2 separate regions of the Homo sapiens genome follow, and region 2 is linked to region 1. A link is an interaction called in ENCODE POLR2A ChIA-PET data of the cell type or tissue named here. Cell type or tissue: Caco-2. All regions are shown on one strand. Each heading gives the region's core, and the rest is flanking DNA. Links, peaks and the distances in the headings are about the cores only.

Region 1 (16,110 bases), core at 3,867-11,866:
TGTGAGCCACTGTGCCCAGCCAAACCCACACTTTTCACATCAGCCCAGGAGCTTGGAGTCACAGATGTGAGAGGATGCAGAGACTGCCTGACTCACAGTCACAAACACCCACAAAGAAGGCATGTTGTTCTGGGGCCACAGCTGCTGCCAGGAATATGCCACAAAAGAGCAGTGTGCACAGCCAAAGAGGACAGAAATCGCCCCTACCGTCTCCTTCATCCACCACGGCATGTACCACTAGAGGGTAAACTTCTCGGTCTAAATCAAAGCCAAGCTGAAGGGAAAGAAAAGGAAAGGAAAAAAAAAGAGGACTTAACACATTTACATGGCACAGCTAATCTCAGAAAGGGCGATACTGTCAAGAAGCATTAATCTCATCTCTGCTCCTCATTCTTTAGCCTTGTTAATTACCCAAGTTTGTTAACTGAGGGCCATCAGCTGCTTTTTAAAAATGTCATAGATGTAAATAAGAACCTCTAACCTATAGATTTTTTTTTTCTTTGAGCATGGCTTTCTCAAAGTATCCTAGGCTAATGGGCTATTTCCATTCCTAGGGAATGGAAAAATTAACAAAGTTAGGTATATCCTTGATGCAAAATAAGCAGAGCTTTAAAAGGACATGATGAAGTCACAAGGCTGAAAGGTAAGCATGGCCTTCAAGCATCCGAGCAGCCCCTTTGCTGTCAGACCGAGTCCTAAGTAGCCCCTAGGCCCTTCTGAGTGGATGTGGGAAACCCTCCCCAGAGGCAGCTCACCTCCTCTTCGGCCCACTCGGAGGGATCCACGGTGTGGGAGGGCAGGCAGAACTGCTGACACACTCCTCGCTTGTACTGCACAGTCTCCGACTGGAGGCTGTTGTCTTTGGGAATGTAGCTATTGATACAAGTGGGAGGCAAAGCAAAAGTCAGTATCCGGCACAGATGGGTCTGACAACTTCCTCTGCTCATGCCTGTTCTCAATTATCAACAGGGTCTAGCGAAGAGAAGAAAGGGTCCTTTATAATCCATTTCCTTTGCTCTTGCTTGGCAACGTTAAACTTTTCTATTCAACCCACACATCCAAAGAAAGGTAGCTTACTAGATTTTTAACAGCATGTTAAGGACCTGAAGGACTATACCACCATTTGTCACTATACCAAGATGGCACAATTTGAAGGGAAAAGGTAAAGGGTAGGGCTTTGTAGAAGAAAGTCTAAATTCAGGAACCAGATCTCATCTGGCTGCAGAAAAAGAATGTTTTCCGCCCTTGCTGAGTGGATAAGACATGGACTCTCCCTATCTGGGAAGGAAGTGGCTCGCCTGGTCTCCTGATCTTACCTGGTAATACCATTCTGGAACTCTTCCGTGGCCTGGTAATAATCTGGGAAGGAAGTGGCTCTCCTGGTCTCCTGATCTTACCTGGCAATACCATTCTGGAACTCTTCCGTGGCCTGGTAATAGATGGTGATGGCTACCCGAGCATCTGTGTCAAAGGTGAACTCAACATTGTAGTGGACTTTAGCTTTACTGGCCTCTTCTCCAGGGCTCTTCACTTCCTCAGCACATCTAGAAAACCAGAGACTCAGCATTTGCAGAGTAGCATATCAATATTTTAAAATTTACCTTTAAAAAAATTAGCAATATATTGTGGGCTTCTCTGAATGATCATAAGCATAGGTCTACCTCTTCATTCTGAATGATCACAGAGTGCTTCATGACCCATGTTGCTGGGCATTCAGGTTACTTCTGGTATCTCATAGTGCTACCACTACACCATTGTGCATTTGGCACTTTTGTTTTTATTTTAATAAAAGTTATTAATCACATAGTTTAAATAGTTTCCTCAAGGCAAAAAACAGCAGGCCTTACTTCTTCCCTTTCCTCGTCTTCAGAGGACACCCCTTTTAGTGATCATTTTGGCATTTACCCACGTTTCTAAAAAATATACTTGGGTTACTACTTCTTGATTTTTCAGTTTCAGGCGCTATCTATGGGTTTCCTACTATGGAAACAAGGATTTCTTTCTCTTTCCTCACTGTGCTCCATGTAGGAACTCCGCCATCCCCCCAGTGTAGCTGCATCATGATTTTATTATAATAGTCCAGTACATTTGTGTCTGTATTACTGTGATTACACAAACTTATAATCTATGATTATTTTTCTTTTCCTGCATAACTTTTTCTTAGTGCTCATCCTATTTTTTTTTTTTTCTTCCAGTTGCGTAGTTTCCTATGTACTCATCACAAATTCCAACCCAAGCTCTCTGGGGCTGTCTAAATCTCTCAAGACGTTCAGATGCACCAAGCGGTCTATTCATTTCATCTTATTGAGGAGGTCCCTTGGACTTGCTCCCATCTGTACTTGGCCCTCTGCACCTGGCTCCCAGTCGCCACCCTGGAATCTCTCTCCCCCTCCAACATCCTGGTGGGTCCCTTTTGCCTCTGTCCTCCTGTAGAAGCTCATGTTTCCTGCACCTCAAGTCTTCCTCTGTCTTGGGTTATTCTTTCATATCGGTGGAGCACGTGTCCTGCCAGCTTCCTGAAAAAGGGTGTGTTGGGAAATAAACTTTTGAGAGCTATTATTCAACATTCACACTTCACTGAAAGTTTGGCTGAGCAAAGTATTCTAGATTATAAATAATTTCTAAAAGACACTGAAAGCCTTTTCACTGCCTTATTTTTCACCTCCCAGCGTTGCTCCCAAGAAGTCTGAAGTCGTTCCAACTGTTGATCCTTCTTCTTCTGAAAGCTTACAGACGGTCCTCTTTCTCAGCCACTGTGTGGGCACTTGGTGGTCCTTTCCATTTAGAAACTTGTACCCTCTGGTTCTGAGAAGTTTTCTTAAATTCTATGTCACTGATGATTTCCTTCCTTTTACATTCTCTGTTCTCTGTAGAACCCGTTAGTTGGATGTCAGACCTTCTAAATGGGTGCTCTATTACTTGCGTCTTTCTTCTTCTATTTTCCTTCTCTCTGGATTTTTGCTCTACTTTCTAGAATATTTCAAGTTTTCTTCCTATCATTCTATTGAAATTTTCATTTCTGCTCCCTGTTTTTAATTTCTAAAAGCTATTTTTTTGGTTTCATAAACACTTTGTGTCATTGTGTCCATGAAAGAAAAAGATAACTTCTCTCATGTCTTTGAGACTATTAATGAAGTTTTCTTCTTCCTGCATAGCTTTTGTTTCCAATTAGATTTTTTTTACTTTATTATTATTTTATATAGAGATGGGGTCTCACTATGTTGCCCAGGCTGGTCTCAAACTCCTGGGCTTAAGTGATCCTCCTGTTTTGGCCTCCCAAAGGTCTGGGATTAGAGGTGTGAGCCACCACACCCGGCCTAGTTAGGTTTTTTTTTTTTTTTTTTGAGATGAAGTCTTGATCTGTCACCCAGGCTGGAGTGCAATGGCACGATCTTGGCTCATTGCAACCTCTGCCTCCTGGATTCAAGTGATTCTCCCGTCTCAGCCTCCCAAGTAGCTGGGATTATAGGCGTGTGCCACCAGGCCCAGCTAATTTTTTTGTATTTTTGTAGAGATGGGGTTTCTCCATGTTGGCCAGGCTGGTCTCGAACTCCTGACCTCAAGTGATCCACCCGCCTCACCTTCCCAAAGTGCTGGGATTATAGGCGTGAGCCACCGCACCTGGCCTAGTTAGGTTGTTTTAAAATGTTGGTTTGTTTTGCTACTGTCTTTCCTATTATAGGCATTCCTTACACATCTAAGAATCTGTGGCTGTCTGCTTGTATTTAAGATATTTAAACTGCTGATTAGAGCTCTGAGTGCACAGCAGGACTTGGGGATCCTGGGCTTCACTGTGGGCTGACCTGGATCTGTTGAGGAACCTCTAACTCTAGTCTCTTAGGTTTTCCTATCCAGGCAGGTCCAATTTCCAGAAAACAGTTTTCCTCTCTCTTGACAAAGGCCTGGCTGCCAGCATTCTAGGGGCAGAATGGAGAGGCAGCTGGAGGGCTCAACATCCAGTATGCCAGGATCCACTCACCTGCTGTTTTGTTTTGAGACAGGGTCTCACTCTTGCCCAGGCTGGAGTGCAGTGCTGTGATCGTGACTCATTGCAGCCTTGACCTCCCTAGGCCCAGGTGATCCTCCCACTTCAGCCTCCCAAGTAGCTGGGACTACAGGTGTGCACTACCATGCTTGGCTAATTTTTGTATTTCTTGTAGAGACAGGGCTTTACCATATTGCCCAGGCTGGTTAGCCTGTTTTTAGTACTGGCCATTAGCTGTGCCTGGGTCTCTCTTGTCCAGAGATTCTCTGTTTTGACCTTTCCAGGGAGAGTCATCTGCCTGCCTTTGGCCAAGGTGTAGGAATGTAGTTCTGGCTGTGTGGTACAAGGGAGAGGATCTGCCTACCTTGAAGGCAGACTTTCTACCAATCCTCTTCATTTTAGCCTCCCACCTCAACTTCTAGAGGGACCTGGCACTGCTAATTTCTGAACCCTTTGGGGGATAATATCACAGTATAAATTGGGTGATTCTCAGCTTTTCTTTCTGCTAGTTCAGGATTCTGATTTCCTGGGTCTACTAAGTCATTTAACGTTCACTATGTGTTTCCAGCTTCTAAAATGTTGTTGCTGTTGCTCTCTTCCCATTCTCCAAATATTTACAGATTTATGCCTTTTTAAAGAAATTTTTAAAATTTTTTATTTATTTATTTTATTGAGATGGAGTCTCACTCTGTCGCCCAGGCTGAAGTGCAGTGGCACAATCTCGCCTCACTGCAACCTCTGTCTCCCGGGTTCACATCATTCTCCTGCCTCAGCCTCCCAAATAGCTGGGATTACAGGTGCCTGCCACCATGCCCGGCTAATTTTTTGTATTTTTAGTGGAGACGGGGTTTCACTGTGTTAGCCAGGATGGTCTCGATCTCCTGACCTCGTGATCCGCCCGCCTTGGCCTCCCAAAGTGCTGGGATTACAGGCATGAGCCACTGCACCGGGCCTTATTTTTTATTTTTTAGTTGGAGTCTCACTCTGTCACCCAGAGTGGAGTGCAGTGGTACAATCTCGGCTCACTGCAACCTCTGTCTCCTGGGTTCAAGCAATTCTCCTGCTTCAGCCTCCGGAGCAGCTAGGATTACAGATGCGTGCCACCATGTCTGGCTAATTTTTGTATTTTTAGTAGAGACGGGTTTTTACCATGTTGGCCAGGCTGGTCTTGAACTCCTGACCTCGGTGATCCGCCCGCCTTGGTCTCCCAAAGTGCTGGGATTACATGCATGAGCCATCATGCCCGGCCAGATTTATGCCTTTTAAATACATGTTTATAATTACTTAATGGGGTTTTCAGAGGAAGCAAAAGTAGGTGTTCAATCCTCCATCTTTACCTGGAAATCCGAGAATCAGAATTTATTCCCATAATCACAGAAAAACAAAACAAAGAACACCCTTCAAGTTAACATTTATTGAACACCAGGTGTTTTCCCTTCTGTTACCTTAATTTTGACAACCACCATGAAAGGTAAAGTTGATTATCACCATTTTACAGATAAAAGAACCTGAAGCTCAGACACTCATTCAAGCAAGCATCTGTGGACCTGGGAGGCAAACTGCTCTGCTGCTTCCAAGTCTGGTTCTTCTAGCGCATGACAGCTGCTTCATCCTATTCTAGAGCTGCAGCCAGGCTGCCACGGCAGAGGCTATGACCTCACAGCAGCTCAGGCCCTTGAATGGTCTCCATCAAATGTGTGAATGTGCCATATGTGATGAGAGAAACCAAGTGGACAGAGTAGCTGGCAATGGCAGGCCCCAGAGGCCTCGTTAGTCTGCTCTGCTGCTGGATGAACTCCCCTGGGTCAGGTCGGGGGACTGTTCTGCAGCAGACAGGTACCTCCTTGAATCTCTCCTCCCCAGAGTTGACCCTGGGGTGGAGAGAAGCATAGCTGGGGAACCAGCAGAAACTTCAGGGACAAATAAAATATAAAAAATTAAGAGAGAGAAACAGAAAATAGATTAGTGGTTACTTAGGGCTGGGAGGACTGCTTGAGCCCGGGAAGTTAAGGCTGCAGTGAGCTGAGATCGTGCCACTGTACTGCAGCCTGGGTGACAAAGTGAGACTCTGGGCCAGGTGCGGTGGCTCACGCCTGTAATCCCAGCACTTTGGGAGGCTGAGACGGGCAGATCACCTGAGGTTGGGAGTTCAAGACCAGCCTGACCAACATGGAGAAACTCTGTCTCTACTAAAAACACAAAATTAACCGGGCGTGGTGATGCATGCCTGTAATCACAGCTACTTAGGAGGATAAGGCAGAAGAATCCCTTGAACCTGGGAGGTGGAGGTTGCAGTGAGCCGAGATCGCAGTGAGCCGAGATCGTGCCATTGCACTCCAGCCTGGGCAACAAGAGCAAAACTCCATCTCAAAAAAAAAAAAAAAAAAAAAAAAAAGGCGAGACTCTGTCTCAAATATATATATATATATATCAGACAGAAACATTGTAATGCTAATAAGGCTGTTCTATACAAGCATGAGATGGTCTCTGAGTCATCTTCCTTGCCTATTCAGAAAAATCTGGGACCTTGATTTGCCCTAACCAAATTTTTTCACCAGAGAATCAGACAGCCTTGGTAGACATATCATCTAGGGGTGGCGGGCAGTGGGAATGTATCAGACTAAAAATTACACTGTCTCAAGGATGGCACCAAGAAGGCAAATGACGATAATTAACATTGATGATGAGGATTAAGCAACCAACCCAGTGCACTATGAGTTCCTTAGAGAACAGACACATGATATAGGGAATAAAAAAGAAAAAGAAGGCTGGGCGCGGTGGCTCACGCCTGTAATCCCAGCACTTTGGGAGGCCAAGGCAGGTGGATCACGAGGTCAGGAGATCGAGACCATCCTGGCTAACATGGTGAAACCCCGTCTCTATTAAAAATACAAAAAATTAGCCGGACGTGGTGGCGGGCGCCTGTAGTCCCAGCTACTCGGGAGGCTGAGGCAGGAGAATGGCGTGAACCCTGGAGATGGAGCGTGCAGTGAGCCGAGATTGCGCCACTGCACTCCAGCCTGGGTGACAGAGCGAGACTCCGTCTCAAAAAAAAAAAGAAAAGAAAAAGAAAATATAGCAATAAAATAAAGGATTTGATATTCTAAGTTCAAATTTCCCATTTTTACATTGGCTTGTTGGAGTAGCTGCAAAAATTCCCATTTTCCCTTAATAATTCTTCTTCCCTTTTAAAAAATATCCATAAAATAAGGATACTAAGCATTTCTAGGCAAGCGAAAGTTTTTCACAAACACAGACGATTGCATCCAGTGCTGAACAACATGGGTGTGGACGGCCTGATCTCAGCAGAAAGTAGCGCCCGCACTCCTGTCTGAGGCCCAGAGAAGCAAGCTCTGGGGCTGCCGGAAACTGCTGTATGAGTTCCTTGGGAAGTCTGTCCCCCAGCCCCCAGCCTCCCCAAAGGAAGGTGCCTGGGACCTGGCCCCAGCCTCTGGGAACTTACTTGACGAGCCTCAGTGTGTCCTTTCGGATATTGACCAGGCTTCTCAGAGTCTTCACGGGTTCTTGGGGAGGTGGGGCGGCGTAAGGAAACTGTGTCAGAAACAAAGCAGGAGAAGGTGGTGTGTTTAAAAAGACCCACAGCTGTCCCTCGCTTTACAGTTTGCCAAGAATAGCCCTAAGAGGTGAGGCAGGAAGGCACAACTCTCCTAATTAAGTGAGGAAACTGAAACTCCGACATACTGAGTCAACCTGCTCAAGGTCACAGCTAGCGGGAAAACTGGGATGCAATTTGGGGCCCAAAGAGCCAGATTTATCTTCTTTTTCCATTATATGAAGCTTATTTCGGTCAGTGTTCAAAACCTGGAGAATTAATAATAAAAAAAAAAACCGCTGAAGTTCCAAATACCAAAGGACACACTGTGGCCGAGTTAATCACAAAAGGCTTTTCCATCTGACCTCAGACGACAGGGAACCAGACCTGCAAGCCCTTTCCTTCGGTGAGGCCATGCGGTATCCCAGGAGTTTAGGGACCGCAAATAAAAGAGGGCCCCATCATGTGTACAGAGCTGAAGTTTGCAAACAGTAAAGAACAAACTTCCCCTGCAGCTGATCATATAAAGCAGAGCTCTTTAACATGTGAGCCAAGAGTTATTTTGGGGTCACCAAAGGTTTATGGTTGTCTTCATCATTTACCATCCGCTTCTTCCCCCTTTGCCCGTTTAGACCTTTGGATTTGAAGTTCTGAGTTGTTGATAATGATGAGATAAAGAAAGGGGAAATAGCCAAAAATTTCACTGGGAATTGCCTTCTGAGGATCAAGAATGATTTCAAATGTTCCCGGTATTTTTAAAATGTTATTTGGGCAATCAAAATGTTTTAACATATAATTCCCAAAAAACCTACTGGTCTCTGCAGCTTTGCAAAACTGTGGTTCTCTTGGCTCAAGAAGAGTCTACCTCCATAGTGTGGTATCACAAAACAGGACACCCAAGTTATAATCAAATTGTGCCCTCACAGGTTTTTATTGAATATGGTTATTTTACTTGGGAAACAATATAGTTAAACCATAGTTAAGGTGCATCTGACTTAATGTACGCAGTATAATTGCTTATAATTCACAGGTATGAATGTGACTCTTACATTCAATAGAAATTATCTTCATTCAGATTACTCACTTTGTGGGCATGATGCAGTAATTTACTTTTTCATTGATATATTAACCATACATTCTTTTAAAAATGATAGTTTTTTCTAATTACAAAGTAATATATGTTTAAGCAGAAAACTTGAAAAACACAAAAAAGTACAAAACTATCCCTAATTTTACTACTCGGCAATACCAAAATTAACATTATGGAATACGTATCTCCATCCGTCCGTCTATCCATCCATCCTGTCCACCTCTATATCTATGTGCTGTTTCACACTGAACATACTATTTTGCAGTTTCTTTTTCACCTAAAAAGATGTGGTAAACATTTTTAAAGTCCATAATTTTGATAACATTGCAGATAATAGCATACTTTAATCAATTCCATATTATTCAATATTTTATGTTGGTTTTACTTTTTTTCGCAGCTATAAATGTTGTGGTGAATATCCTTGTCCCTATATTTCTGCATGCTTGTTTGATTATTTCCTAAGGACAAATTCCTAGAAGTGGAATTACAGGATCAAAGAGTAAGCATATTTTTAAGACTTTAAAAATTATTTTGCCAAACAGTTTTCCACAAAGCTGACTCCAACTTTGCCCTCCTGCAAGCAGTGCATCAGGAGGCCTTGACATGGTAAAACTGAAATTCTAGTTCAGATCCCATCTGTGGCCTGTTTCTCCTCCCCCAACTTTCCTAGGCTGTCATACTAAAGGAATTTAAAACAATTTTTAAATAAGCTTAAGCAAAAAGTAATTAGGCAGGAAAATCCGACACAAACGCTAGTCTATTCTAAAGCCAAAATAAATGACTTTGGGATTAAAATTTTTTTCTGGAGTAGCAAAGTTAATCATTTTCATTTGTACAGGTACTTGGGCGTTATCCATAACTCCTACCTGCATTTCAAAAAAAAGATGCGTCTTTTCCCTTATTCTTTACTCTTTCTCCTCCATAGCCACTCCCTGCCGCAAAAGAGAGAAAAATAAAAAGAAAGAAAAAAAAATCCTGGCACTCTTTATCCTCCATTTTGAATATATTTGATGATAACTGTGGCAATGAAACATAAGCTATTTGGCTCTTAAGGAAAGGTATCAATGAGTTCAATTGTTTATAAATCCACCCCTATACTTTAGGCTCTCCCTGTACACACACATACACGCACAAGACAACAACGGCAAATCTGTTCAGGAGAAGCTTGTTCGTGGGCTGCTACCCACCAAAGTTTGTGCCTTGCTGGCCTTGCATTCATGCAATCAGAGTCTACATGCAACACTCCATGCCAGGAGTAAGGAGAGATTGAAAACCAAGAAGATAAGGCCCTGCTCTTTCAGGAAGCTGCATTATAAGGCAGCTGACATAGTAATTGTAATATCAAAGAGATTAAATATATGGATATTTTTTTGCCACAAAAGGCAAAAATAAAGGAAGTGATCATTTCTGGCTGAGGTAATCTGAAGGCTTCATGGAGGAGTTGGTAGTTGATCTGGGATCCTAAAGGATAAATGAAATTTGCAAATTCAGAGATAACAGAGAAGATGGAGGGGACAGTAGGATCAGAGGCAAATTAAAAAAAATTTTTTTTCTGCTCTTAGAGTTGTCTCCCATTCTTCTGTAAATCGATTTTGCCTACTATTACTCTCGAAATTTCTTAGTGAGTTATCTTCCTTTCAAAAATTACCATTTATTGAGTGCTTACTATTGATGACAGTGGTGGGCTGTCCAGAGCAGCCGCTGCCATCACAACGGCTGCTGCAGGGGGGTCGCAGGGAGCAGACAGACAGCCCCTCCACAGCTTGCCGCCCTGGAGGCCACCCCATGGGGCTGGCCGGGTTACCCACCAGCAGAGGAGCAGCGTGGCAGAAGAGCAGCGCGGTAGGGCAAAGAGGAGCCCCGAGGCGGAGCTGGGCCTTGGCCAGTGTCCCGCTTGCTCATGGAGCGCCAGGGCCAGGCCTGGGCGCGGAGCTGGGGCCATGCTTCAGGGGCCCCGGGCAGGAAGTGGGAGCAGCTTCCGCTTCGGGCACCTGGCCATTGGCGCAGCCACTGTGCCCACCCTGCCGAGGGTGCCAGGTTCCTGTGCCTCGGGAGGAGGTTCTGCGCAGCCCGTCTGGGGCTGCGCCCCCAGGTCTGCCCCACATTGGGGTGACCACTGAGCCTGACACTCCTGGGCAGATGGCCTGGCCCAGGCCCAGGCCCAGGATCCACTCTGTCCCAGACTGCCCGTGAAGCACCGGGGGAACAGGCAGAGCTCATGGCGATGTCACCCTGCCCTGGACACTGGCCCCGGCCCTGGCCCCGGCCCAGTGAGGACCTGGAGCCCCTGCCCCAGGCTGCAAGGGGGTGCTGCAGGGGCTGCATGCTCCACAGAGCCGGTGGAAGCCAGGAACAGGCAGCAGCCCCGCCTTGGGCTGTGGATCGGGGGCCTCCATAAGCTCTTGGAGACACGGAAAAGCCCTCCCACCCCCCCGCCCCAGCAGGCTCGGAAGTGCCTGCTCCTGCCGCCTAGCTTCTGCTTGCTCTTGGTGCTGGCTCTGATCTTAGAGCAGTGTGGGGCCAAGCCAAGGTGCTGTTGCAGCCAGGCTAGGAGTGCACATGCTCGGGGTAGCGCTGACAAGCCAGCCCCCTGCTGCCTCGGCCCCTTCCAGACTTTGGGCACTGATGAGCATGAGGGAAGGGGAAGGGGGAGAGGCGAGGGGGTGCTGAGGGCAGCTTGGTGCTGGCCTTCAGGGAGGACGTGAAGGCTGGGGGCCTGGCTGCCAGTCCCGCCCACTGGAGTGGGAACTTGTGTTGCCTTTTCTAGGCCTGCCCATGGATGCCCAGGGACCAGTCTACCTGCACTTCCTCCCCTCTGAGGCCCATAAAAGGCCCAGGCTCAGCCAGAACAGAGCAGAGGTTGGGACCACCAGCTGCAGAGAGGAGCAACCTACTCCAGTGCCTCCTCTCTGCTGATAGCTGCAGAGATGTCCATAAGACCAGCTGCAGAGAGGAGCTACGCACTCCAGGGCCTCCTCTCTGCTGAGAGCTGCAGAGAAGACAGGATGACCTTCCTGCGGAAAAGAGCTTCCCACTCCAGGGTCTCTATGCTAGGACACTTGTCAGGACACCCTGGCTGCGGAAAGAGCTACCCACTGCGGGTATCCTCTGAGCTGTTCCAAGGCTCAATAAGGCTCCTCTTCGTCTTGCTCACCCTATGTTTGTCTGTGTATCTCATTCTTCCTTGTTGCAGGACAAGAATTTTGGACCCATGGAATGGTGGGACTAAAAGAGCTGTAACACAAACAGGACTGAAACATGCTCCTTGCTTGTCATGTTGCAGGCAAAGAGGAGAGAAGAGCTGTGGCCCGTCGGGGAGCCCAGACCTGGGAGCTGCCCAAGCCAGGGCTATGACTTCCTCTTTGTGGCCCTGTAGTTCCTGGCATCTCCAAGCTTCCGGGTGCCACCACATTCCCTGGTGCCAACCGGGAGAGCTGCTTGCAGTGCACCTGGTCCAGCCACAGCCTCGCAGACAGCTGGCACCTATACTGGCACCTGGGGCTGCCAGCCCCACAGCGGCAGCTGGCGTGTCTGACTGCACAGTGGCCGGACCCCACTCTCGCTCACACACCCCTTGCTGCTCCATGCCTGACTTGCAGTCTCCCTTGGAGGCGTGGGATATAGGCTGGTAGTGTGAGCTGAGTGCAGCCTGTCAGGCCAAGTGGGTGGAAGAAGCCCAATGTGCCTGAGCCGAACCTGTGCAAGGCACCACTGGCCACAGGTTTCCAGCCAGAAAAGTGACACCCCAAAGATCACATAATACTATGTGCCAGGCACTATGCTGAGCTCTTTATTTATATTATCTTATTTAATCTTTGGAGGAATCCTGTGAAATAGTCATGGTTGTTCCCATTTTTGCAGGTAAGAAAACAGAGGTTGCAAAGAGGTTGAAAAACTTCTCTAAAGTCCCCCAAGTTTTAGGGAGCAGAGGTTATTTTTCTCTCTTTTTTTTTTCCAGTAACTAACATGTCTTAAAGGGAGCAGAGTTGAGGTTTGAACACGTTCTACCTTTATCTTTCCCCAAGACGCTCTGGATGCAGCTTTTTAATCTAGAGATGAGATTTCCAAGGATTAAAGTGCTGGTTATTAAAAGATCTGAAGACACAAATTTATTTATTTTCTCATTCCTTTCTAAAGTCAAGACATCAGATAAATGTTTGTGTTTGTCCACACTATCTCCTCAATACATGCACCATTACTAAGTTATATTTAAGACAAAAGGTGTATCCTGGCCGGGCACAGTAGCTCACGCTTGTAATTCCAGCATTTTGGGAGGCTGAGGCAGAAAGATCGCTTGAGCTTAGGAGTTTTGAGACCAGCCTGGGCAACATGGCGAGACTTTGTCCCCACAAAAAATGTAGAACTTAGTCAGCATGGTGGCACACACCTGTAGTCCCAGCTACTCAGAAGGCTGACGCAAGAGGATCACTTGAGCCCAGGAGATTGAGGCTGCAGTGAGCTATGATAGCATCACTGCACTCCAGCTTGGGGGAGAGAGTGAGACCATCCCAAAAAGGAAAAAAAAAGAGGCCAAGCGTGGTGGTTCATGTCTCTAATCCCAGCACTTTGGGAGGTCGAGGTGGGCAGATCACTTGAGGTCAGGAGCTTTGAGACCGGCCTGGCCAACATAGCGAAACCCCATCTGTACTAAAAATACAAAAATTAGCTGGGTGTGGTGGCACAGGCCTGTAGTCCCAGCTACTAGGGAGGCTGAGGCAGAAGAATTGTTTGAACCCAGGAGGTGGAGGTTGCAGTGAGCTGAGCTCATGCCACTGCACTCCAGCCTGGGCAACAAGCGAGACTCTGTCTCAAAAACAAAAAATAAGTATCTTATTTCAACCTAAAACCAGAGATCTCACTCATATGCTAACAGGTAAGTATGAAAGGAAAGAAAACTAATGCCTTCTTGGGACCAAGAAAGATGAAGCTCAGAACAGATTCAGGGCCAAGCATTTTTCTGAAGTACTCATGCACCAGTCCACTGTACTTAGCATTAGCAATCGTTTTCTCAGTTCATATCCACAGAGTTTCTGTTTTCTTTTTTAGAGTCTGCAAAGGGTAATTTTCTCAGCCCTAGGTCTACTGAGTAAGGGAGTGCATGGTGACAAGGAAGACCAGATAAAGTCTTTCTGATGTAAGCATCCTGGCATATCCGGAAACAGGAAGAGCTTCCTTTTCTGTCTTGCACACAACATGCCCCAGGTCCACAGACAGAGGGAGACTGAGAAGCTTTCTGATCTCTTACCTCAAGCTCAGTATGGATTTATAGAATGGCTTCCTGTTTCTCAGGTATCATTCTGGAGTAAATAAACCCTTAACAGCCTTATGAAGGACAACTAAATGCAGCTTCTAGAATCCTATTTCACTTTTTATAATGAAAACAGGCCTCAGATCAAGACTCATGAACAAAGAATGAAATTTGGTCTGCTCAGGGATTTGGGGACCAAACATTAAGTGTGAGTACCTTTACGACAGAAAAGCAAGGCACAGATCCCCCTAATCTATTCATCTAACCAGAAAACTCTGCCAAAAGAAAGCCCCTTTCATGGGGTAAAACTTGGGTAACCTGCAATTACAGCTTGGCAAATCATGAAAAAAGAGAATGTAAGGAAATATTTAACTGAGTATCTACTATGTGCCAGGCATTATGCTAGGTACTTTAGATAGATTCTTTTTGTCCCCCATTTTACTTTACATATTTTTTATCTTTATTTTTAAATTTTCGTAGAGATGGGGTTTTACTATGTTGCCCAGGCTGGTCTCAAACTCTTGAGTTCAAGTGATCTTCTCGCCTCAGCTTCCCAAAGTGCGGGGATTAGAGGTGTAAGCCACCACACCTGGTCTTTTTATTTTTATCTTGGTAAAATACACATAACATGAAATTTACTATCTCAATCATATTCAAGTATACAGTTCAGCGGCATTAAGTAACATTCACATTCGCATTATCGTGCGGCCATCACCGCCATCCAGCTCTAGTTTAGGTATGCTCTTATTTCACATTCTCGAAAGGAACAACATGCCTGCCCCTCTCACCAGCCTGTAAGTTCCGTGTGTATGCTGGAGGACAGTCCAACATGCCGGAGAAATACAGTAGCCGACTGAAAAATGAAGAATGTCAGTTAAACAAACTGACATTCTACAGATAAAGAAACCGAGACTCAAAAGATTCACGTAATCATCCAGGGTCCCAGAGCTAATGAGCAGCAGAACCACAATTTGAACCCAGGTACATCTGACTCCAAAAGCCATACTCTATTGCACTGCTTCTACTGTAGGGCAAGTCTACAGGCTCTTCTAATCCTAGGAGTGTTCCAGGGACCTGAGCAGAGTTCGGGGAGTCTGAAAGTTATACCATCATGGCAAACAGTACTGAATTCTGTGAAGGTTCTGGAAGCTAGCCAAAAATCTCCAATGGCGCCCTATGCTTAGATGGCAGTATGTACAAAATCATACCACGCACCACACTCCTTTCTATCTTTAACAGGAGTATCTAAGGTCTTCTTAGAGAAGAGCTTTCTTGGAGCACAGTATGACAAAATCTTTGTCTATAAGATCTAACAGTACCTGCAGAAGATACAAATGTACACTGAGGGCAGGGTGATGTCAGAGAACACTGCCAGCAGCCACAGCCACAATGGATACGTCAGTCAGCGTTTACCTTCCACCCAAGATGCTCAAAGATGTGTTACTGCCAGATAGTTCTAAAATATGGCGACTTCTTCACTAAATTGTTTTCAAAAAATGGTCGGGTGCGGTGGCTCACATCTAATCCCAGCACTTTGGGAAGCCGAGACAGGCAGATCACCTGAGGTCCAGAGTTTGAGACCAGGCTGGCCAACATGGTGAAACCTCATCTCTACTAAAAATACAAAAATCAGCTGGGTGTGGTGGCGTGTGCCTGTACTCCCAGTTACTCAGAAGGCTGAGGCAGGAGAATCACTTGAACCCAGGAGGCAGAGGTTGCAGTGAGCTGAGATCACACCACTGCACTCCAGCCTGGGTGACCGAGTGAGACTCTGTCTCAAAAAAAAAAAAAAAAAAGAATAAATAAATAAATAATTTTCAAAAAACAAAGACATTTACCCATTCATTCAGCACTCTCACTATATCCTGAGTACTGAACTAGGCCTGAGGGACACAGTGAAGAGTCAAGCAAACCTCTCTTAGTTCCATCTGTAAAGGGGCGTCAAGCTTGCATCTGGTGCCCTGCATGCTTGGATACAACATCCTCCTGGGACTGGGCTGCTGTGTCTGTCCTGAAGTAAGCCTGAATCTGAGAATAACTTAAATCCCAAACATCTCAAACCCAGAATGGAAGTAGAGTTGGGCTCAGCCAGAAGACCTCTTTTGGTGGACCTCAGGCGTTTGCTGACGAAGGCTCTGTGTGTTACGTGAGCAACTCCTCTTTGGCTTTTGACCCTGGTGCTCATCAGCTTCCTTTTACCAGCACATCACATCGGCAAAGCGCCACCTGGTGAC
Region 2 (14,552 bases), core at 6,553-14,552, 170 kb after region 1:
CCCCTTCCTCCCAACAACAGAAAAACCTGTAAAAGATATTCCTTCATCTATGTAACCGCAGATAATATTAAAAAACCAGGTCGGGCACAGTGGCTCATGCCTGTAATCCTAACATTCTGGGAGGCTGAGGCAGGTGAATCACCTAAGGTCAGGAGTTCGAGACCAGCCTAGGCAACATGGAGAAACCCCATCTCTACTAAAAATACAAAAATTAGCTGGGTGTGGTGGTGTGCACCTGTAATCCCAGCTACTCAGGAAGCTGAGACAGGAGAATTGCTTGAACCCAGGAGGCAGAAGTTGCAGTAAGCCGAGATTGTGCCACTGCACTCCAACCTGGGCAACACAGCAAGACTCCGTCTCAAAAAATAAATAAAATAAAATATAAAATATAAAATAAAATAAAAAATTAGGCCAGGCATGGTGGCTCATGCCTGTAATCCCAGGACTTTGGGAGGCCGAGGTGGATGGATCACCTGAGGTCAGGGGTTCAAAACCAGCCTGGCCAACATGGTAAAACCCCATCTCTACTAAAAATACAAAATTAGCCAGGCATGGTGGTACATGCCAGTAATCCCAGCTACTCGGGAGGCTCAGGCAGGAGAATCACTTGAACCTGGAAAGTGGAGGTTGCAGTGAGCCAAGGTCACACCACTGCACTCCAGCCTGGGCAACAAGAAAGAAACTCGTCTCAAAAAAAAAATTAAATTAAATTAAATTATCTGTGTTCTTTAGTTGGTACTAAAGTATCCAGTACTCAAGCACTACAAAAACTAGTTTATTGACTGGGCACGGTGGCTCACGTCTATAATCTCAGCACTTTGGGAGGCCAAGGCGGGTGGATCACCTGAGGTCAGGAGTTTGAGACCATTCTGGTCAACACTGTGAAACCCCGTCTCTACTAAAAATACAAAAATCAGCTGGCTGTGGTGGCACACGCCTATAATCCCAGCTACTCAGGAGGCTGAGGCAGGAGAATTGCTTGAACCTGGGAGGCAGAGGTTGCAGTGAGCCGAGATCACGCCACTGCACTCCAGCCTGGGCAACACAGCAAGCCTCCGTCTCAAAAAAACAACAAAAAGAACCAGTTTATTGTGACAAACCTAATAACCTTCTTTATGGGCTGCACACCCACACAAAACAACACATCCAACCTGTCTTTTTTCCAAATTTTTCCTTTCTTCTTCCATCCCTATCAGCTTAAGAGACAGAGAAAATGCCAGGTGATGATATTTTTGCTTTGATGCTCTTAAACTGAACCACTGGGAAGAGACTTGCGGCTTTTATCTCAACACCAAATACACATAAAGAAACTTCACCATCTTCAGGAGAGGGTTCTGGTTTTCAGAAGTACCCATTTATACCTATGTGCCTTTTTCAACAGGGAAGGTGCCTTTCCATGTTGACTTATGTAAAATTGTCATTGTTATTGTACAAGACTCTGCTACAACTCTATGAAGTGCTTCCTACTTCTTCCTTTGGCCAAAATTTCTTTTTTCTTTTAAATAAAAGCTGGGCACAGTGCCTCATGCATGTAATCCAAGCACCTCGGGAGGCCGGGGCAAGCAGATCAGCTGAGCTCAGGAGTTCAAGACCAGCCTGGGCAACATGGCAAAACCCTGTCTCTACTAAAAATACAAAATTAGCCATGCATGGTGGCATGTGCCTGTAGCCCCAGCTACTTGGGAGGGTAAGACGGTGGGTGCTGAGACAGGAGAATCACTTGAGCCTGGGAGGTGGAGGCTGCAGTGAGCCGAGATCGTGCCACTGCACTCCAGCCTGTGTGACAGAGCAAGGCCTTGTCTCAAAAAAAAAAAAAAAAAAAGAATAGAGACAGGGTCTTAGTATATTGCCCAGGCTGGTCTTGAACTCCTGGCCTCAAGTGATCCTCTCACCTTGGTCTCCCAAAGTACTAGGATTAAAGGCATGAGCCACCACACCTGACCATGGTCCAATTTCCTAATACTCAAGATACAAGTGAGAAAAACGGTAAGTGTTTCCCAATTGGCTATTAACTAAGTCATTTCTTCATGCTTCTTTTGTCCCTTCCCTGGAAGACACTTGCACACTGATGATCCTTTGTTTGTCAAGTTCAGTCTTTACTACCCCCAGCATCACTCTAGATTGCACGTGTTAAATACTTATATTGAGCACTCTTGGTTACCATGTGATATCAAAGCCAAGAATTTTATAAAATTCAACTTCGTATCACAAAGGACACTAACAATATGCTGTTTCTATGCTCGACTAGTTTGAAATAACCATGAACGGCCTCGCACGGTGGCTCGCGCCTGTAATGCCAGCACTTTGGGAGGCCGAGGCGGGCAGATCACTTGAGGTTGGGAGTTCGAGACCAGCCTGACCAACATGGAGAAACCCCGTCACTACTAAAAATACAAAATTAGCCGGGCGTAGTGGCACATGCCTGTAGTCCCAGCTACTCGGGAGGCTGAGGCAGGAGAATTGCTTGAACCTGGGAGGCGGGGGTTGTGGTGGGGTTTGCAGTGAACCGAGATCGCGCCATTGCACTCCAGCCTGGGCAACAAGAACGAAACTCCATCTCAAAAAAAAAAAAAAGCGGGGGGTAGGGGGGGACTGTCTTTCACAAAACTGGTCCCTGGTGCCAAAAAGGTTGGAGACTGCTGGACTATCTAACAAAATGGGGTCTCTGCCGTGAGAAGGTTATAACGTCTTAGCTCCTCCCCTGACTCATAGATGATCCCTAAATACATGTAACAAAACAAAGATGCCAAGAGCACAGCTGCTCATGTGCCAGAGGAGAACTGCTCTGATCATGCACCAACTCAGTTCAGTCTTTTCCTGGAGAAGTCCAACTCAAATTCCAGATTACAATGCAGACCAACGAATTAGTGTTAACAATTTGACTTTTTTTTGTTTTTTTTTTTTTTTTTTTTTGAGATAAGATCTGGCTCTGTTGCCCAGGTTAGAGTAGAGTGGTGTAATCACAGCTCACTGTAGCCTCGACCACCCAGGCTCAAGCAATCCTCCCAACTCAACCACCCGAGTAGCTCAGACTACAGGTGCACACCACCACGCCTGGCTAATTTTCAAATTTTATTTGTAGAGATGGAGTCTCACTATGTTGCCCAGGCTGTTCCCAAGCCATCTTGGACTCAAGTGATCCTCCTGCCTTGGTGTCTCAAAGTCCTGGGATTACAGGTGTGAGTCACTGTACCTGGCCAACAAGATTTCTTAAAGATAACTCTTTACATGACAAATTCTTTCGTTATCACAAATTCAATTAGGGTAGTAAAGAGACTTCACCAATCAATCATGCTTTTAGAATTAGACCCCAATGGCTGGGCACCGTGGCTCACGCCTATAATCCCAGCACTTTGGGAGGCCGAGGCAGGCGGATCACGAGGTTAGGAGATCGAGACCATCCTGGCTAACATGGTGAAACCCCGTCTCTACTAAAAATACAAAAAATTAGCCGGGCGTGGTGGTGGGCGCCTGTAGTCCCAGCTACTCGGGAGGCTGAGGCAGGAGAATGGCGTGAACTCGGGAGGCGGAGCTTGCAGTGAGCCAAGATTGCGCCACTGCACCCCAGCCTGGGCGACAGAGTGAGACTCCGTCTAAAAATAAAAGATGGAGAGTCAAACAAAACCACCAGGCAAAAAAGACTCCAGTCACCAGGAGGCAAACAATACAAAACCAAAACTGTTGGAGAAAATGTGAATTAGTATATCCTCAATGAGGGCAACGCAGCCCCTTCCCTCAATACCACAGGGCATGGACCCTCACAACCAGAAATTTCTTAGGATCTTCCTACAGATACACCTGAAACACCGACAATATGATGTATATACGATGAGGCTCACAGCAGCCTCTATTGTATCAGCATAAGACTAGAAACAAACTGACACACAAGAGACTGAATAAACCGATGCATCCACACAAGATGTCATGAAGCAGCAGGAAGACAAGACAACAGGAACACAGCTTCCTTCCGAGGTACCTGAATCTCATCATAGTGAAAGAGCCATCACGGTGAAACCCAAATTGAGGGACATTCGACAAAGTAATCGGCAAAATGTCAGTCTTCAAATGTGTCAAAGTTTTCAAAGTCAAGGCCGGGTGTGGTGGTTCATGTCTGTAATCCCAGCACTTTGGGAGGCTGAGGCGGGTGGATCACTTCTTAGTCCAGGAGTTCAAGACCAGCCTGGGCAACATGGCAAAACCTCATCTCTACTAAAAATACAAAAAATTAGCCCAGGATGGTGGCACACACCTATGGTCCCAGCTACTAAGGAGGCTGAGGTGGGAGGATCGCTTTGAGTTCAGGAGCTTAAGGCTGCAGTGAGCCATGATCGTGTCACTGCATTCCTGCATGAGTGACACAGCAAGACCCTGTCTCAAATTAAAAAAAAAAAAAAAGAAAGTCAAATAAAGGCCATGAGGAACTGCTCCAAACTAAAGAAGACTGAATAGGGCCGGGCGCAGTGGCTCACGCCTATAATCCCAGCCAGCACTTTAGGAGGCTGAGGCAGGCGGATCACTTGAGGCCAGGAGTTCAAGACCAGCCTGGCCAACATGGTAAAACCCCATCACTACTAAAAATACAAAAAAATTACCCGGGCATGGTGGCAGGCACCTGTAATCCCAGATACTCGGGAGGCTGAGGTAGAATCACTTGAACCCGGGAGGTGGAGGCTGCAGTGAGCCAAGATCACACCACTGCACTCCAGCCTGGGCAACAGAGTGAGACTCCGTCTCAAAAAACCAAAACAAACAAAAACGAAACATATAAAGCATCCAGCACACTGGTAGCACTCAGTGCCATTCTTATTACTAATATGGTCTGGGGAATGTACACTGATCAGGACATGAAGGTCTGGATTTTTCAGAGACACAGATGGTGTAATGGCCCACTCCCTGTCAGGCGATGAGAAAGGAGATAGTCCCATAGAAGCATGAACGTTCTCACTCAAGCAGGCCAGGATTCCCCAGGTGTCAGCCCCCTGCCCTGAGGGAAGCAAGGGCGACGATCTCTGAAACAGAGATAGGCTAGAAACAGGCCACGGTGCAAGATAAAATGCAGTGCAAAAACCTCTCTTGATGGGTATGAACCAGGAGCAGTTTATGCACCACACGTAACAACTAGAAGCTTTTCAGCAGAGCTGAGCTGACGGACACTGGCCTGGGGTCAGTGCAAACCATGGGAAAACCCTTTGTCCTTGAGGAGTTTAAAGCTTGGGGAGTGGTGGCTCACGCCTGAAATCCCAAAACTTTGGGAGGCTGAGGTGCATGGATCACTTGAGGTCAGGAGTTCAAGACCAGCCTGGCCAACATAGTGAAACCCTGTCTCTACTAAAAATACAAAAATTAACTGGGCATGGTGGTGGGCACCTGTAATCCCACCTACTAGGGAGGCTGAGGCAGGAGAATCACTTGAACCCAGGAGGTAGAGGCTGCAGTGAGCCAAGACTGTGCCACTGCACTCCAGCCGGGGTGACAGAGTGAGACTGTCCCCAAAAAAAGCCTGGAGAGAAGTAAACAGGTAACAGTACAGTGTGACAAATGGTAGGAATTCCAGAAGACAGTAATTGTATTTGGGGAAGCATTTAGTTTAACATGCAAACGAATGTATAACTTTTTTTTTTCTTTGGTGAGACAGTCTCACTCTGTCGCCCAGGCTAGAGTGCAGTGGCGCGATCTCAGCTCACCTCTGCCTCCTGGGTTCAAGCACTTCTCCTGCCTTAGCCTCTCAAACAGCTGGACTACAGGCGCATGCCACCATGCCCAGCTAACTTTTGTTTTTTATTCATTTATTTTGTTTTTTTTTGAGATGGAGTCTTGCTCTGTAGCCCAGGCTGGAGTGCAGTGGCGCGATCTCGGCTCACTGCAAGCTCTGCCTCCTGGGTTCACGCCTTTCTCCTATCTCAGCCTCCTAAGTAGCTGGGACTATAGGTGCCCGCCACCACGCCCGGCTAATTTTTTTGTATTTTTTAGTGGAGACGGGGTTTCACCATGTTAGCCAGGATGGTCTCGATCTCCTGACCTCGTGATCCGCCCGCCTCGGCCTCCCAAAGTGCTGGGATTACAGGCGTGAGCCATCGTGCCCAGCCAGCAATTTCTGTATTTTTAACAGAGACAGGGTTTCAACATATTGGTCAGGCTGGTCTCGAACTCCTGACCTCGTGATCCGCCCACCTCGGCCTCCCAAAGTGTTGGCATAACAGGCGTGAGCCACACGCCCGGCCTGAATATATAACTTTTAAAAACACTAAGTTGTTGTTCATATGAAAAGATAATCAATTATATTGTTAAGGTTTTTACAGAAAAGAGATAAAGTAGTCAGTCCTCTTACCTGGGTATTGTCTGTATAATGAAAATATCTTGGCCACGAACAGATTCTTTTATTTCAACTCTTGTTTCTGAAAAATAAAAATGTTCTGAAGTTTTAAGAAAAGCTCCTATGTTAAAAAGGAGAAAAAAGAAAAACAAAAGTACTTCATGCCGGGCGCGGTGGCACATGCCTGTAATCCTAGCACTTTAGGAGGGCTGAGGAAAGCAGATCACTTGAGCACCAGAGTTCAAGAACAGCCTAGGCAACATGACAAAATCCTGTCTCTACAAAAAATACAAGAATTAGCTGGGCGCGGTGGCTCACGCCTGTAATCCCAGCACTTTGGGAGGCCGAGGTGGGCAGATCACGAGGTCAGGAGATCGAGACCATCCTGGCTAACACAGTGAAACCCCGTCTCTACTAAAAACACAAAAAATTAGCCGGGCGTGGTGGCGGGTGCCTGTAGTCCCAGCTACTCGGGAGGCTGAGGCAGGAGAATGGCGTGAACCTGGGAGGCAGAGCTTGCAGTGAGCCGAGATCGCGCCACTGCACTCCAGCCTGGGTGACAGAGCAAGATTCCGTCTCATTAAAAAAAAAAAAAAAAAAGAGTTCTTCGAGACCAGCCCGGCCAATATGGTGAAACCCTGTCTCTACTAAAAATACAAAAATTAGCCAGGCATGGTGGCGCACAACTATAATCCCAGCTACTCAGGAGGCTGAGGCAGAAGAATCACTTGAACCTGGGAGGCAGAGCTTGCAGTGAGCCGTGATCGCGCCACTGCACTCCAGTCTGGGTGACACAGCGAGATTCTATCTCAAAAAAATAATTAGCTGGACATGGTGACAAGTGCCTGTAGTCCCAGTGGGAGGATCACCTGAGCCAGGGAAGGTCATGGCTGCAGTGTGAGCTGAAACTGTGCCACTGCACTTCAGCCTGGACAACAGAGACCTTGTCTGGAGAAAAAAAAAAAAAAAAAGCAGAAAAGCAAAGCACTCATGATGCAACAGCTAGAAACATTTGGAGGGAGTAAAGATTAATCTAAACCAACATTTTATCTGGGGCAAAAGAATAAGTCTTGGAGCAGTATGAAGAAGAGGAAGCGAGAATGACCCCCGACTGAGCGCAGTCCGTGCACCGCCACTGCATCCCGCTCCCAGTGCCTACGTCCGGCTGCTTTCGTTGCCACCATGCCCAAGAGAAAGGCTGAAGGGGATGCTAAGGGAGATGAGGCCAAGGTGAAAGACGAACCACAGAGAAGATCTGTGAGGCTGTCTGCTAAACCTGCTCCTCCCTCCAAAGCCAGAGCCCAGGCCTAAAAAGGCCACTGCAAAGAAGGGAGAGAAGGTACCCAAGGGAAAAAGGAAAAAGCTGACACTGGCGAGGAGGGGAATGACTCTATGGGAAGTGGAGATGCCTGAACACACCAGGCACCTGCTGGAGATGCTGAGGGAAGCGTGTGCATTTTGGATAACTGTGTACTTCTGGTGACTGTACAGTTTGAAATACTATTTTTTATCAAGTTTTATAAAAACGCAGAATTTTTGTTTTCTAAGCTATGTTGTTAGCACACAGAACGCTTCATTGTTGTTCTGGGGAAAGGAGCATATGTCATGAATAGAATGTCTCCGAAGCTGGATTGATGTGGGGAAAGCACCTTTCCCTTCTAGTTTTGAGAGACTTCCTCTCGGCTCCCAGGAAGAGGGGCTCCCTGACTTTGACACACATGGCCACCTCAGCACACAAAAGCCTTGTGCTCTGAAAAGACAAATTTGTTTCTATGTCCTCTTCTCCCTTTCCACCTTTCAGCATGGACTTAAATCCCTTAAAGCCAGACATCTGTTGGCACCTGACCCCCCCATAATTGATTACCAGTGTGGCAGGCAATCTGGACCTTCCAGTGATGCCACTGAGATGGCGCCCCTCAAAAGAGCAGTAGTTCCGTTTCTAGACTGTGGATCTTCAGATAAACTCTGCCATATTCATTTCACTTCCGGAAAGTCAGGGTCAGCTTGTGAAAAGTTGTTAAACAACATGCTAAATGTTCACTGGGTTTTACAGTGGCTTTCTGATTTTTGGTTGTGCACTGAAAAAGGGAGTTTGGCCGGGCGCGGTGGCTCCGCCTGTAATCCCAGCACTTTGGGAGGCTGAGGCAGGAGAATTGCTCGAACCTGGGAGGCAGAGGCTGCAGTAAGCTGAGATTGCACCACTGCACTCCAGCCCGGGCGACATCCTTATTATTTTTTCAACAAATGCTGAAGCCTCCTCCATGTCAGGAACTGTACTGGGAACCCCAAAATGCAGGACTTGGAAGAAGGGACAAAGACTGACCCAGGAGAGATGATACAACAACAAGGCCAGCAAACCCTCCGGGCCCAATATGCCAGAGACGCTAGCCATGACGAAGGAGAAAGAACAATGGGGCTGGAAAAAAGGGCCTCACTGCAATCCAGAACGAGCAGCGCAGAAGGGGGTTTGGGAACATGGGAAGATGTGGGATCCGAGTGTGCCAAGCAGAGGGGCAGGCAGTTAGTCCACTTAGAAAGCAGACAGAGTGGGCCGGGCGCGGTGGCTCATGCCTGTAATCCCAACACTTTGGGAGGCCAAGACGGGTGGATCACCTGAGGTCAGGAGTTCAAGACCAGCCTGACCAACATGGCAAAACCCCCGTCTCTGCTAAAAATACAAAATTAGCCGGGTTTGGTGGCGTATGCCTGTAATCCCAGCTACTTGGGAGGCTGAGGCAAGAGGATTGCTTGAACCTGGGAGGTGGAGGTTGCAGTGAGCCAAGATCATGCCACTGCACTCCAGCCTGGGTGACAGAGCAAGACTCCGTCAAAAAAAAAAAAAAAAAAAAAAAAAAAAGAAAGCAGACAGAGTGAGGGGAAAGAGAGAGACAGGAGGTCAGGGAGCCAAGGGGCCAGGACTTGCAGGACTCTGGATTTCATTTCTTACTCGCTGAAGAGTCTGGAATTTATTCTAGCAGTGACAGGAAAGCCACTGGAAGATTTAAGGTTGGGAAGGGTTTCATCTACTTGTTTTAAAAAGACTGCTGGCTACTGTGTGAAGAAAACCGTGGCAGGGCAGGAGTGGCCACGGGGAGGCCATGGCGTCTGTTTTGGAAGGTGTCTAGCAAGCAGCAAACGGCAGGCTGGACTTAAGTGGGAGCAGCAGAGGTTGTGAGAAAGGGTCAGATATAAGATGTATTCCAAAGTCAGAGCACACAAGATGTGGTAATGGGTGGATCAAAGATGAGGCAGGTAAAGGGGTAGAATCTGGATTCCCAAAGGGCCCCATGTGATTGCTAAAAAGACTGGACCCCAGCCTACAGGGTAGGAGTAAGGAAGCAGTAGTAAGAAAAAATATTTGCATTTTAGAAATAACGTGGTGGAAGCCGAGTGCGGTGGCTCACGCCTGTAATCCCAGCACTTTGGGAAGCTGCGGTGGGAAGACTGCTTGAGCTCAGAAGTTCAAGACCAGCCTGGCCAACATAGTGAGACCCCATCTTAATAAAAATAAATAAATAAATAAATAAATAAATAAAGGCTGGGCACAGTGGTCATGCCTGTAATCCTAGCACTTTGGGAGGCCGAGGCAATAGGGTCCCCTGAGGTCAGGAGTTTGAGACCAGCCTGGCCAACAGGGTGAAACCCCATCTCTACTAAAAATACAAAAATTAGCCGGGTGTGGTGGCGGGCGTCTGTAATCCCAGCTACTCAGCAGGCTGAGGCAGGAGAATTGCTTGAACCTGGGAGGCAGAGGTTGCAGTGAGCCAAGATCATGCCACTGCACTCCAGCCTGGGCGACAGAGTGAGGCTCTGTCTCAAAAAAACTAAATAAATAAAAAATAATTTTAAAAAAAAGAAATAATTTTAACTTACCTCCATTGGTCTCTTGATATACAACAGACTTCCCCAATTCAGCACCAAGGCGCCTATAGATCAAAAAGAACAAAAAAGGGAAATTAAGATTACTCTTTTTAAAAAAATTCCAGTTCATATGCATATGTCTAATAAAAAGACTCAAATAATTAAGCTGCCATTCTTTCCAAAAAATAATTCAGAAAATCTAATTCATTAAACTAAAATTCTGCTGTCACTCCATAAGCAGCTCACCACGTTGTAACATACTGCTTTACCAGACAGAGCTCACAACCCATGGTTAATGTCTGGTGCGCGTTGTTCTTTGAATAGTAATTTTCTTGGAAAATCACTTCCAAATACTTGGTTACAAGCAATGATTTCAATAACACACACCAGAGATAAATGCCTCAATTATCAAAAGCATAGAGAAGGAAAGAGGCTTCAGCACTCTGACCAAATGTGGTGTGGATCTTGTTTGGATCCTAATTAGAATAAACCAAGTGTAAAAAGCCATTTTTGGCCAGGCGTGGTGGCTGATGCCTGTAATCCCAGCACTTTGGGAGGCCAAGGCGGGCGGATCACCTGAGGTCGGGAGTTTGAGACCAGCCTGACCAACATGGAGAAACCCCGTCTAAAATACAAAATCAGCTGGGCATGGTGGAGCATGCCTGTAATCTCAGCTACTAGGGAGGCTGAGGCAGGAGAATTGCTTGAACCCGGGAGGCGGAGGTTGTGGTGAGCCGAGATCGCGCCATTGCACTCCCGCCTGGGTAACAAGAGCAAAACTCCGTCTCAAAAAAAAAAAAAGCCATTTTAAAAAATAATCAGAGAAATATGGACAAAGACTAGATACTACATAATATTAAGGAATTAATAGTAGTGTGAGGTTTTAAGTCCTGATTAGTAAGCATTACTCTTTTTACAAGTGAAATGATATGATGTAAGATAATCTATTTAAAAATATTCCAGGCCGGGTGCGGTGGCTCACGTCTGCAATCCCAGCACTTTGGGAAGCTGAGGTGGGCGGATCACCTGAGGTCAGGAGTTCGAGACCAGCCTAACTAATATAATAAAACCCCATCTCTACTAAAAATACAAAAATTAGCTGGGTGTGGTGGCGAGCGTCTATAATCCCAGCTACTCAGGAGGCTGAGACAGGAGAATTGCCAGAATCCAGGAGGCAGAGGTTGCCGTGAGCCGAGATCACACCATCGCACTCCAGCCTCGGCAACAGGAGCGAAACTCCATCTCAAAAAATAATAATAAAAAAAATAAAATTAACATCTCCAGCCAGGCCAGGCGCAGTGGTTCATGCTTGTAATCTCAGCATTTTGGGAGGCCAAGGTGGGCAGAACACTTGAGGCCAGGAGTTCGAGACCCGCCTGGGCAACATGGAAAAACCCCATCTCTACTAAAAACACAAAAATTAGCTGGGTGTGGTGGTGGGCACCTGTAATCCCAGTTACTTGGGAGCTGAGGCACGAGAATCACTTGAACCTGGGAGGCGGGGGCTGCAGTGAGCCAAGATTGTGCCACTGCACTCCAGCCTGGGTGACTTTATCTCAAAAAAAAAAAACAACAAAACTCCAGCCAGGTATACACATACAATGGAATATTATTTGGCCTTAAAAAAAGAATAAATTCTGCAGCCAGGCGCAGTGGCTCATGCCTGTAATCCCAGCACTTTGGGAGGCCGAGGCGGGCGGATCACGAGGTCAGGAGATCGAGACCACCCTGGCTAACACGGTGAAACCCCATCTCTACTAAAAATACAAAAAATTAGCCGGGCGTGGTGGAGGGCGCCTGTAGTCCCAGCTACTCGGGAGGCTGAGGCAGGGGAATGGCGTGAACCCAGGGGGCGGAGCTTACAGTGAGCAGAGATCGTGCCACTGCACTCCAGCCTGTGCGACAGAGTGAGATTCCGTCTCAAAAAAAAAAAAAGAATAAATTCTGGTACGTGCTATGACATGAGGGAGCCTTGGACAAGGTATGCTGAGGAAAATAAGCCAGACACAGACAAACGCTATGATTCTATTTGTATGAAGTCCCAAGAATAGGCAATTCATAGAGACAAAGTAGAATGGAGGCTACCAGGGAATGGGGACTTAGTATTTAATGGGTACAGAGTTTCTGTTTGGGATGATGAAAAGTTCTGGAAATGAATAGTGGTGATGGTTGTGCAACACTGTGAATGTAGTTAAAGCCACTGAAGTGTACACTTAAAAATGGTTAAAAAGGTAGGCCAGGCACAGTGGCTCATGCCTGTAAAGGCGGCACTTCGGGAGGCCAAGGTAGGTGGATCACCTGAAGTTGGGAGTTTGAGACCAGCCTGACCAACATGGAGAAACCCCGTCTCTACTAAAAACACAAAATTAGCGGGGTGTGGTGGTGCAGCCTGTAATCCCAGCTACTTGGGAGGCTGAGGCAGGAGAATCACTTGAACTCGGGAGGCGGAGGTTGTGGGTGAGCCAAGATGGCTCTATTGCACTCCAGCCTGGGCAACAAGAGCAAAACTTCGTCTCAAAAACAAACAAACAAACAAAAAACGGTTAAAAAGGTAAACTTTATGTTATGTATATAACAATTTTTAAAAATACTCCAGGTGGGCCGGGCGCAGTAGCTCACGCCTATAATCCCAGATCGTCTGAGGTCAGGAGTTTGAGACCAGCCTGGCCAACGTGGTGAAACCCATCTCTACTAAAAATACAAAAACTAGCCAGGTGTGGCCGGGCGCGGTGGCTCACGCCTGTAATCCCAGCACTTTGGGAGGCCGAGGCGAGTGGATCACGAGGTCAGGAGATTGAGACCAACCTGGCTAACACAGTGAAACCCGTCTCTACTAAAAATACAAAAAATTAGCTGTGCGAGGTGGCGGGGGCCTGTAGTCCCAGCTACTCGGAAGGCTGAGGCAGGAGAATGGCGTGAACCCTGGGGGCGTAGCCTGCAGTGAGCCGAGATCGCGCCACTGCACTCCAGCCTGGGCGACAGCGAGACTCCGTCTCAAAACAAAAAACAAAAAACAAAAAACTAGCCAGGTGTGGTGTCGGGCATCTGTGATCCCAGCTACTTTCGAGGCTGAGGCAGGAGAATCGCTTGAACTTGGGACGTGGAGGTTGCAGTAAGCCGAGATGGCACCACTGCACTCCAGCCTGGGTGACACAAGACTGTCTCAAAATAAATAAAACAGATAAGATAAAACAAAATCTTACTGAGCGACAAGTAAAACAGGTAAGGGAAGTATTTATGAATATGTATCATTTATAGTAATTCAAAATCTTTCGGGAATTTGCCAGGAAAGAATCTAAAACAAACAAACAAAAAAAACCCTCACTGACTTTTAAAATGTGCCCTGCTCCCCTCTGCTCTCCCTCAAGGTCAGGTAGGGTAAATCTGAACCACTAGATACACACAGAAGCTTCGTTTAAAGTCAGTGTTTTCGTTGGCCTCAGAAAGAAAGACAAACAATCAGGGGTTAGAAATAGAAACTAGGTAGTAGACTGCAAAAGGATTGATTTGTTTTTTTAACATTCTTCCACTCTCCAAAACTCCAACTATTAAAAAAAAAAACAAGCAGAGCTGAAAAAAAAATGACTAAAGTTTTCCCTTTCTTCTACATTTCCCCCCAGAAGTTTAAGATATATCCCTGCAATCATTTGTCAACCCTAAAAAAGTAACGAAGTAACTCTATGAAAACTGTTTAAAATGTGAAAATGGCTTTAAATATTAAAAGACGAGCTATTCATTTTATGTCTTAGATTTCTAACAAGTGTATGTAGAAAGGGCATATAAGGCTCCTCCTTTATATCAGAGCTCTGGGATTCTCCAAAAGAGCCAACTAGAAAAGAGGCCATTTCACCGGGCGCGGTGGCTGAAGCCTGTAATCCCAGCACTTTGGGAGGCCGAGGCGGGCGGATCACGAGGTCAGAAGATCGAAACCATCCTGGCTAACACGGTGAAACCCAGTCTCTACTAAAAATACAAAAAATGAGCCGGGTGTGGTGGCGGGTGCCTGTAGTCCCAGCTACTTGGGAGGCTGGGGCAGGACAATGGCGTGAACCCGGGAGGCGGAGCTTGCAGTGAGCCGAGATCTCGCCACTGCACTCCAGCCTGGGTGACAGAGCGAGACTCCGTCTCAAAAAAAAAAAAAAAAAAAAAAAGAAAAGAAAAAGAAAAAGAAAAGAGGCCACTTAGTAAACAACTATTCAGAGGGCCACTATGAGCCCCTACTCTGCTAGAACCAGATACTACTTCTACATTATCCCGATCATACAATATTCTCAACCATGCCCATTTCACAGATGAGGTTCAGGGAAATCAAGTCTCTTGCCCACTGACACAGAGCTAGTAAGTGGCAAGGCTGGGAGGGCATCTCAGAGCTGTCAGA

Evidence for each region. ChIA-PET counts read pairs that join two places held together with the same protein. Peaks named below come from ENCODE experiments on the same cell type or tissue, not always from the same donor. Only the 100,000 strongest peaks of a DNase experiment are listed, where the experiment ranks them.
Region 2: POLR2A ChIA-PET joins it to region 1 with 5 read pairs; 4 of 35 experiments call an interaction of 5 or more read pairs at or near these places.

The regions. Positions count from the first base shown.
Region 1 is chr17:76,166,254-76,182,363 of GRCh38, forward strand. It overlaps RNF157 (ring finger protein 157), which reads right to left. Exons shown (of 19, transcript NM_052916.3): 3 at 7,449-7,537; 4 at 1,398-1,544; 5 at 756-873; 6 at 208-274. Among named protein-coding and RNA genes, the nearest start is that of FOXJ1, 33 kb to the left of the region's middle. RefSeq lists an enhancer at 560-1,759. In Caco-2, for the core only: no CTCF peak of the experiment used is centred there; a DNase peak (open chromatin) is centred at 7,958.
Region 2 is chr17:76,338,343-76,352,894 of GRCh38, forward strand. PRPSAP1 (phosphoribosyl pyrophosphate synthetase associated protein 1) reads right to left here. Exons shown (of 10, transcript NM_002766.3): 2 at 10,187-10,239; 3 at 6,329-6,395. It also overlaps the pseudogene HMGN2P43. Among named protein-coding and RNA genes, the nearest start is that of PRPSAP1, 8.3 kb to the right of the region's middle. RefSeq lists an enhancer at 12,544-13,091. In Caco-2, for the core only: no CTCF peak of the experiment used is centred there; no DNase peak of the experiment used is centred there; H3K4me3 peaks cover 214 bases.